Regions from separate parts of the Homo sapiens genome. Here regions 1 and 3 are each linked to region 2. The links are chromatin contacts, found by Hi-C or POLR2A ChIA-PET in ENCODE. All regions are on one chromosome and are shown on one strand. Each heading gives the region's core, a stretch centred on a gene start or an enhancer-like site at or near the end of the contact. The rest is flanking DNA. Distances are from core to core; before and after follow the strand shown. Region 1 holds the start of MPHOSPH9 (M-phase phosphoprotein 9). Region 2 has its middle 40 kb from the start of MORN3. Region 3 holds the start of RPLP0 (ribosomal protein lateral stalk subunit P0).

Region 1 (2,700 bases), core at 13-2,512, 1.6 Mb before region 2:
TCCCCCACAAAAATAAAAAAAGTAAAAAAAAATTGGTAGGTATACTTAGGAAGCTCCAATGAGATGTAACGCCTCCTGGCAGATCTGTTATTCCAAGGGCAGATCCATTTCCTGGGTTGTGGAGGCCTAAGTGATAGTGCCAGGGAAGTCCCTTTACTGTGAGCCAGAACTCCTGGAGGTAAATCGAGTAGCTGGAAAGACCTTAAAGGTTAACTATGCTGAAGAATGTGGCCTGCACAGTGCGCATGAAATGGGCTGGGGTCCCACGGGGAGGAGAGCGAGTTCCCTTTGGTCCTTCAAAAGTAGGGCTGGGTGGCTTGCGCCTGTGATCCCAGCACTTTGGGAGGCCGAGGAAGGAGGATCGCTTGAGGCCAGGAGTTCGAGATCAGCTTGGGCAACACAGTGAGACCCCCCCACCCCACGTCTATTAAAAAAAAAACGAGTATCTCCGCAAAAGCCTAGCAAGGGCAGTGCTGACCTCTACTACGTGCCAGGCCTGAAACAGCACCTGATGCGTGCTCACAGCTCCATTCCGCTCAGTTTTGTACATGAGGATCCTTCCGTTTCGCCTTGGGCCTCCGTGGAACCGTTATCTCCAGGACGGTAGTCTCTCCTCTCCCCTGCCCTGAGTGCCTGAACAGCCCCAGGGCCGACCCACAGCACCTAGCGTAAACCAGGTCCCGAGAAAACTGAGCTCGGGTGTCACGGCCGGCCCCACCCCACCGCCAGCGCGGCCTCAGGTAAACTGGCTGCGCCACTCGGGGTCGCAAGTCGGGAAAAACCCAGGCGTCCCGGCTCGCAGTCCTCTCTCCGGAGCCTTTGACAGTCGTCGGCAGCCGTAGGGTTACCTGGCTTCTCCGCAGATGCTTACCTGGTCTCAGGACCCGACTCGTGCCCTCAACGTTCTAGGGATATCCAAATCACCTCAGCGGAGGATTCGCAATCGCGATCCCTGATCTGCGCACGCGCCGTACTCCGATCGCGGTTTCTCTTATCTACCAGAGGCTCATGTTTACTCACTGCGCATGCGAGAAACTGAAGCTTCTTTCCCTCGTGGCAGCGGCTGGCTCCCAGAGAGCCAATCAGAGAAGAGAGTTTCACAGCAATCCCGCCCCCTTGTCACTCCCCCGGGGTTGGATGTCTCTCTTTGGTTGGAGCTGCGCGAGGGGGAACGGCGAGGTGGACGCGCGCGCCATGCGAGGCTGTCTCCGCCTCCTTCCGGGCAGCCAATCACTGGAGAGACGCCGGGCGCGCGCGCGCTCCCTCGGGTAACGGTCGCGAGAGGCCGCTTGCATGACCCTGACATCGGCAGCGGGAGCGGCGGCCAGGTAAGCGGCCACCAGCCTGCAGGGAGCTGTAGGCCGCTGGGGACAGGAGACGAGACTTAGGAGACACTGTCTTAGCGGCCCCTTGAGTGTGGTGATGGGCTGGGGTGTGGGGTGACGGCTGCCGATTGGCCTGACCCCCTCGGAGCCCTTCGGCGTGTGGGAGCTCTGCCCGGCCGCGGTGCGCCTTTTCTAGACTCGGCGCCCTTGAGTGACACTCGCGCGGCCCAATCGCAGATCGCTCTTCCTGAGGGGCGGGGGGTTTGTGGGGTTTTTTTAATTTTTCCCCCCATTTTTTGCCAAGGTGCCCCGGTTTCCTTTTGGAATCGCGGTTGTAGTTGCAGGAGCGGTGGCTTTTCTCCGTCCTCCCTGCTTTCCGTAGCTTAGGCGACTGCATAGATTCTCCCTCTCCTTCCCACTTTGACCCGATAGCCGCCACCAGCCATTGCGGGCTGACTGTGAGCTCAGAATGTCGGGATCTGGCCTCATCCCCATCTGAAATCTCTTCCTCTCCCCCAAGCCTCCCGTCAAGGCGGAGCGCCCAGTTAACTTTCATGTTTCATAACCATCAATCGTTCCTTTTCCCCAGCTCCCTTTTTTTGCTAGGGGGTAGGGACACCAAAAGCGTCATATCTTGTTGCTGGGAAATATAAAAGCTCTGCTCTTATATTCATTCTGTATCAAGTTAAAAAAATTTTTTTTTGCATTGTATTTGTGGGTGTTTAAGGATTTTTCCCTCTTACTTCCCTGCCCTCCCCCCAGCACCTCCACCCCAAATGGAGAAGCATCTTTGAATTTCTAGTGGTTTTCCATCTGGATCTGCATCCGGATCCGGATTACCTTAGCAGGGGAAATAATAGATGGGGTTGCAGGTTCATCTCCCTGGAGAGCTTGTGTTTTCCTGGTGTAATAGCATGGTGATTGGAATCCAGGTATTTCTGTTGCCAGTTGGAAGGGGCAGTCCTTGACTGTTTCAATGCCCCATTTGTCGTGGGTGATGGGCTGAGCCACTGGGGAAAAGTCCATTTAGTTAGGTCCGGTTACCCTTTGCATTCACTCCTGTCCCTGAAGGAAATGGTCCCTGTTTTTGTGTAATGCTTTATAAAAGCAGGCCCTAGAAAGTGGGAATCTAGCAGAAGCGGAATACTAGATAATATTCCTGTTGCACTCTCTAAGCTTTTCAGTTTGTAAGCAGCTGAAGTTTTCTTTCTTTCTCCTTTTTCCTCTTGCTCCCTTGCTCTTTTATAAGTGCATGAATTCCCCAGGAAGGAGGCATCTTGTTTGACCTGTTACAGCCAATTTGCCATGGTATATATCCAGCTTCACTGAAATTTTAGTTGGCCTGGCAAATAATTTTTTTATTTTTATTTTTATT
Region 2 (2,700 bases), core at 125-2,624:
AGCTTCCCAGCCAGGTGACCATGCGCAAGTCTTTCCTCTCAATGACCATCACCTATACTCACCTGGTTTATAGGAGGATCACACAAGATGCTACGTGGGGCACCATCTAGCCTATTGCAAGAGCCCAATCAACAACAGCAATAATAATTACTATCAGTGATCAGTACTAGGAATAGTAATAGCAATTTCTTGCTCATTTACATGGTCCCTGAACTCTGAACACGTCACAGAGGCTCAGTGTCTTATGACTTGAGTCGTTCCTTCCAACTCATTTTCATAGAAATTACAGGAAACTTCTGAACCAGCTCTAGAACTTGGGAACAAAAGGGTGCTGGCGGGCAGAGAACTGAGGAGGCAGATAATCCAAAAATAATTGATCCCAGGTCATGGAAAGCATTTTGTTTACGGCAGCAGACTGACCTTCCCAATTATCTTCAGCTCAGGCTAATGTTACAGCCTGCCTTCCCCAGCAGACAAGATCACCACATATGCTCGCCAGTCCTGCAGGGGACGGGGTCAGGCTGAGGCTGGCTGCCTCTCAATGAAGTATAAACTGAGGCACAGAGGACCTGAATCAAAGCCCACAAGAGTACTCTGGGCTTAAGGAGCTCTACGGGATGCTGATCCTATGCTATATCCAGGCCCCCTTGCTTTGTATCTCTCATTAGAGTTTGGAGGATGGTGCGCCTGAGGCCTGCTGTTCCTAGAACTGCCGTGTGGAGCAAGAATCTCATCTGCAGATCAGAGAGGGTCCGGGCAAGGTGTGCATCATCAGACCCTGAAAATTCCTGTGTTTCATGGGCCCAGTCTGGCCTCATAATGAACCTTCATATGAGTCCATGGGAGAGCAGGATACCTGCCATCTCCATACACATTAAAAAACTGGCTTCAGCCAGGCATGGTGGCTCACACCTGTAATCCCAGCACTTTGGGAGGCCGAGGCGGGTGGATCACCTGAGATCAGGAGTTTGAGACCACCCTGGCCAACATGGTGAAACCCCGTCTCTACTAAAAATACAAAAATTAGCCAGGTGAGGTGGTGTGTGCCTGTAATCCCAGCTATTCGGGAGGCTGAGGCAGGAGAATCGCTTGAACCTGGGAGGTGGAGGTTGCAGTGAGCTGAGATTGTGCTACTGCACTCCAGCCTGGGCAACAAAGAGGAAACTCCGTCTCAAAAAAAAAGAAAAGAAAAGAAAAGAAAACTGGCTTCAAAGAAGTAAAGCCTCTTGCCTGAGGTCACCCACCAGCCATCCCCAACACTTCCCGGCCACCTGGCCAGGCTGTTCTACCCATGAAGTGGGGAACCTCTCAATCCCCTCCAGGATTTGTGGGAGACCCTCCCTCAATCTCACCTGGTTGACCCCATCCCTTGGCAATCAAAGGTCAAGTCAGCTCCTCTGACTTTCCAGGTCTCTGGGAAGGAAGCCCTCTGGGGGCAGGAAGTTGGTTGTGCTGACTCATAAGCCAAGGGAGAGTAATCCAGGAAACTTGTCACTCTGTTACCATGGCGTTGGGGCTGCTGGCACCCTCTCCTCTCCCAAGCTCACTTACAGGCTGGGTGTCTAAGTGGGAGTGGGGCATGGTCAGACCCTGCACCCAATCCCATCCCTCCTATAGATTTCCAACTTCATGGCACATGCAGTTACCTTCTTGTAACTGCAGAATGGAGAGTATCATGGGGTTCGGTCCTTCCCTGCCTGCAGAACTTTGGGGATTCCATCAGTAGTGCCAGGAAGCCTTCTCCACCCAGGTGGGGGAAAATAAAAGTCCCCAAGAGACAGACTGGGTGGGCCAAGGCCCACTCCATGCCACTGGCTGCCCCAGTCTCCTGACTTCCCCACACTGTTTTTAGCAAGAGAAGGAGGTGACATTTGACCATGAGGCCTGTCTTCGAAAGGAAGAAGGGACTTGAGAAGGCAGGAAAGTGTCATTCATCTGGATCTCACCCCTCAGGAGTGAGAAGGAGCCTGGGGCAGCTATAAACTCATGACCACAAGAAAAGGGGGAACCATTATCTTAAATACCAAGCGCTGCAGGGAAAAGCTGACAACTGGTAGCTCCCTCCCCACCACCAATTATAAAACTTTCTTTGGCTTAAAAGAAACTCTTTTGCGGCCGGGCGCCGGTGGCTCACGCCTCTAATCCCAGCACTTTGGGAGGCCGAGGCGGGTGGATCATGAGGTCAGGAGATCGAGACGATCCTCGCTAACACGGTGAAACCCCGTCTCTACTAAAAAAATACAAAAAAAATTAGCCAGGCGTGGTTGTGGGCGCCTGTAGTCCCAGCTACTCCAGAGGCTGAGGCAGCAGAATGGCGTGAACCCAGGAGTCAGAGCTTGCAGTGAGCCAAGATCGCACCACTGCACTCCAGCCTGGGTGACAGAGCAAGACTCCGTCTCAAAAAAAAAAAAAAAAAAAAAGAAACTCTTTTGCCCTATTTCTCATTTCCTAGTGTCCTAACACATCCCTGGCTGGACATCAATCAGAGTTCCTATACACCGCAATGGGTACAAGTGCCTGAGCAAGTTCTGAACACCAGCAGAGCTGGGTTCAAATCCCGCTCCACCAGACTGGCTGTGCGGTCTTGGGAGAGCCCTTTGACAAAATCACCACAGAGGGTTGTTGAGTAAGCCCAGGAGTTAAGGCACCTAGCACTGAGTGAGTGTTCAGTAAATGCCAGCTGCTTTTAGAGATTCTTCA
Region 3 (2,700 bases), core at 139-2,638, 1.4 Mb after region 2:
GCCTGGGCAACGGAGTGAGACTGCTTCTCAAAAAAAAAAAAAAAAAAAAAAAAAAAAAAAAAAGATTTGATGGAGGTGAATTATTCTATGGATGTTTGTTGGCTAGTTTTCTAGGAAGAGGGAATGGCTAATGCAAAAGCCCCCAAGTAAAGCCTGCTCTGGAAAAGCAGCAGAGCATCATCTGGGTAGAAAGCAAGTAAGTGAGGAGGAAAACATCTGAGATGATCAGAGTGGGCGTGAGGGACAGATAGGTAAGGGCCTTGTAGGTACTTTAGGTTTTAGATTTTTACTCTGTAGGAAACGGAAAGTTTTAAGCAGATAAGGAGATGAGCTGACTTAGGTTTTTTTTTTTTTTTTTTTTTTTTTGAGATGGAGTCCCTCTCTGTCACCCAGGCTAGAGTGCAATGGTGTGATCTTAGCTCACTGCAGAGCTCACAGCTCCCGGGTTCAAGCGATTCTTCTGCCTCGGCCTCCTGAGTAGCTGGGATTACGGGCATGCGCCACCCCACCTGGCTAATTTTTGTATTTTTAGTAGAGACGGGGTTTTGCCATGTTGGCCAGGCTAGTCTCGAACTCCTGACCTCAGGTGATCCACCCGCCTCGTCCTCCCGAAGTGCTGGGAGTATAGGCGTGAGCCACCGCGCCCGGCCAGGTTTTAAAGGATCCCTCTGTTTTGGTAGGCGGAAAAACTAGAGAAGACGAGAGACCATTCTGAGGCCGGGCGCGGCGGGTCACGCCTGTAATCCCAGCACTTTGGGAGGCCGAGGCGGGCAGATCACGAGGTCAGGAGATCGAGACCATCCTGGAGAACATGATGAAACCCCGTCTCTACTAAAAATACAAAAAAAAAATTAGCCGAGCACGGTGGCGGGCGCCTGTAGTCCCAGCTACTCCGGAGGCTGAGGCAGGAGAATGGCGTGAACCCGGGAGGCGGAGCTTGCAGTCAGCCGAGATGGCGCCACTGCGCTCCAGCCTGGGCGACAGAGCGACACTCCGTCTCAAAAAAAAAAAAAAAAAGAGAAACCATTCTGTTTCTAAGCATGTGCAATTATGTCTCAGCTCCACGTCATACCTTTTAGTTTGCTGAGCTCGCCAGGTGGCACAGGGAACCGGGACTCCGAATTCGCAGCTCCAGCTCCAGCTCCAGCCCAGCAGGTGGCAGCAGCTCAGAGCAAGCTCCTCCAACGCGAGGCAGCGCCTTCCTTCGCGACCCTACTTAAAGGCGGCTTTCCGTTGGCTGGAGTGGCAGCGATATTATCCAATGGTTGCCTGTATTCGTTCAGCTTTGTCTGACGGGCGATGGCGCAGCCAATAGACAGGAGCGCTATCCGCGGTTTCTGATTGGCTACTTTGTTCGCATTATAAAAGGCACGCGCGGGCGCGAGGCCCTTCTCTCGCCAGGCGTCCTCGTGGAAGGTTCGTGTGCTAGTTAGATGGGCGCCAGGGGTCGCCGGCGGGAAGCATGGAGGGGTCTTTGGGGGCCTTTGGGAACATGGAGTCCTATTCTGTTCCGCCTGGGGCCTCGGTGGCGGCTTGCACGCCCCGAGATGACGGCCGCTGCCCTAGGCAGGGCCGGCGGGCGATTGCGCGTGTCCTGCTCCTCTTAGGCCCGGGACCGCGGGATGGGTGTCGGCGTGACCAGGCCTGAGCTCCCTGTCTCTCCTCAGTGACATCGTCTTTAAACCCTGCGTGGCAATCCCTGACGCACCGCCGTGATGCCCAGGGAAGACAGGGCGACCTGGAAGTCCAACTACTTCCTTAAGATCATCGTAAGTGCAGGGTGGGTCGCCTCTGCTCTTCATGTTGCCCCAGCGCAAATAGGGACAGTCAGCTGCTATGTGCTGAGGGTCTACTCACACCGGCTACTGAATTAGGCCATTTTTGGGAAAATACTGTTTAGTTAACAATTTCCTGAGATAGGTCCCTTCTGTTGCAGATAAACGGGCTCAGGCAAGTTAAGTGGGTCCTAAGATGACAGCATTCGTATCCAGGTCTGTCTGGCTTCTAAAAGAGCGCGCTTTATACTTTTTTTTTTTTAAACGGAGTCTCGCTCTGTTGTCCAGGCTGGAGTGCAGTGGCTTGATCTTGGCTTACTGCAACCTCCGCTTCCCAGGTTCAAGCGATTCTCCTGCTTCAGCCTCCCGAGTAGCTGGGATTACAGGGGCGCGACACCACACCCAGCTAATTTTTGTATTTTCAATAGAGACAGGGATTCACCATGTTGGCCAGGATGGTCTCGATCTCTTGACTTCATGATCCACCTTCCTCGGCCTCCCTAAGTGCTAGGATTACAGGTGTGAGCCACCGCGCCCGGCCGCACATTACAGTTTTACTCCATTTTTGAGAAGGTCTGAGGTCAGGAATGACTCATTGTAAGGAAGCAAGCTGTTGCATATTTAGGACCTGTCAGCCAAGAAACTTAAGTGTCCAATGACTTTTGGATGGCCTTTGAGGTGGGTCTCCCTTGCCCAGAAATGCTGACTGTACTGCGCTTAAGCAATTAGGCAGCATTGTAGAGCATAGCTTGTATTACATTTTCCCACACTTAGAAGGTTTTCAGACACAAAACCCAAAGGAATTGTGTAACAATCCGGATAAACACGCCTAGATTGTTTTTACAAATAATAATGTTGCTATATTTGCTTAACGTGGTGCTTTTAATGCTGTGAATCTAGCCCTCCTCTTGACCAACTTACTTGG

Evidence for each region. A loop is a pair of places that touch in the nucleus more often than their neighbours do. ChIA-PET counts read pairs that join two places held with the same protein, here RNA polymerase II (POLR2A). Pooled maps may share reads with other maps.
Region 1: a pooled map shows a loop between it and region 2 (3-fold over the local background). The contact joins the promoter of MPHOSPH9 here to the enhancer-like site in region 2. A Hi-C loop is called at or near these places in 2 of 50 pooled maps. POLR2A ChIA-PET finds 5 or more read pairs at or near these places in 2 of 52 experiments (OCI-LY7 and common myeloid progenitor, CD34-positive).
Region 3: a loop to region 2 is called in a pooled map, with 5 times the contacts of the local background. The contact joins the promoter of RPLP0 here to the enhancer-like site in region 2. A Hi-C loop is called at or near these places in 3 of 50 pooled maps. POLR2A ChIA-PET finds 5 or more read pairs at or near these places in 3 of 52 experiments (AG04449, H1 and activated naive CD4-positive, alpha-beta T cell).

What each region holds. Positions count from the first base shown.
Region 1 is chr12:123,231,703-123,234,402 of GRCh38, reverse strand. It overlaps MPHOSPH9 (M-phase phosphoprotein 9), which reads left to right and starts at 1,262. Exons shown (of 24, transcript NM_022782.4): 1 at 1,262-1,328. MTRFR (mitochondrial translation release factor in rescue) reads right to left here and starts at 967. Exons shown (of 3, transcript NM_152269.5): 1 at 872-967. RefSeq lists an enhancer at 1,250-1,489.
Region 2 is chr12:121,628,690-121,631,389 of GRCh38, reverse strand. It overlaps the pseudogene ORAI1. Among named protein-coding and RNA genes, the nearest start is that of MORN3, 40 kb to the left of the region's middle. Within about 2 kb of position 1,374, at least 2 of the 41 ENCODE cell types and tissues checked have a DNase peak (open chromatin) inside an H3K27ac peak, as active enhancers do.
Region 3 is chr12:120,199,799-120,202,498 of GRCh38, reverse strand. It overlaps RPLP0 (ribosomal protein lateral stalk subunit P0), which reads left to right and starts at 1,388. Exons shown (of 8, transcript NM_001002.4): 1 at 1,388-1,416; 2 at 1,668-1,769. The coding sequence starts at 1,716. PXN-AS1 (PXN antisense RNA 1) reads right to left here and starts at 1,208. Exons shown (of 4, transcript NR_038924.1): 1 at 1,073-1,208. RefSeq lists enhancers at 873-1,232, 1,633-1,702.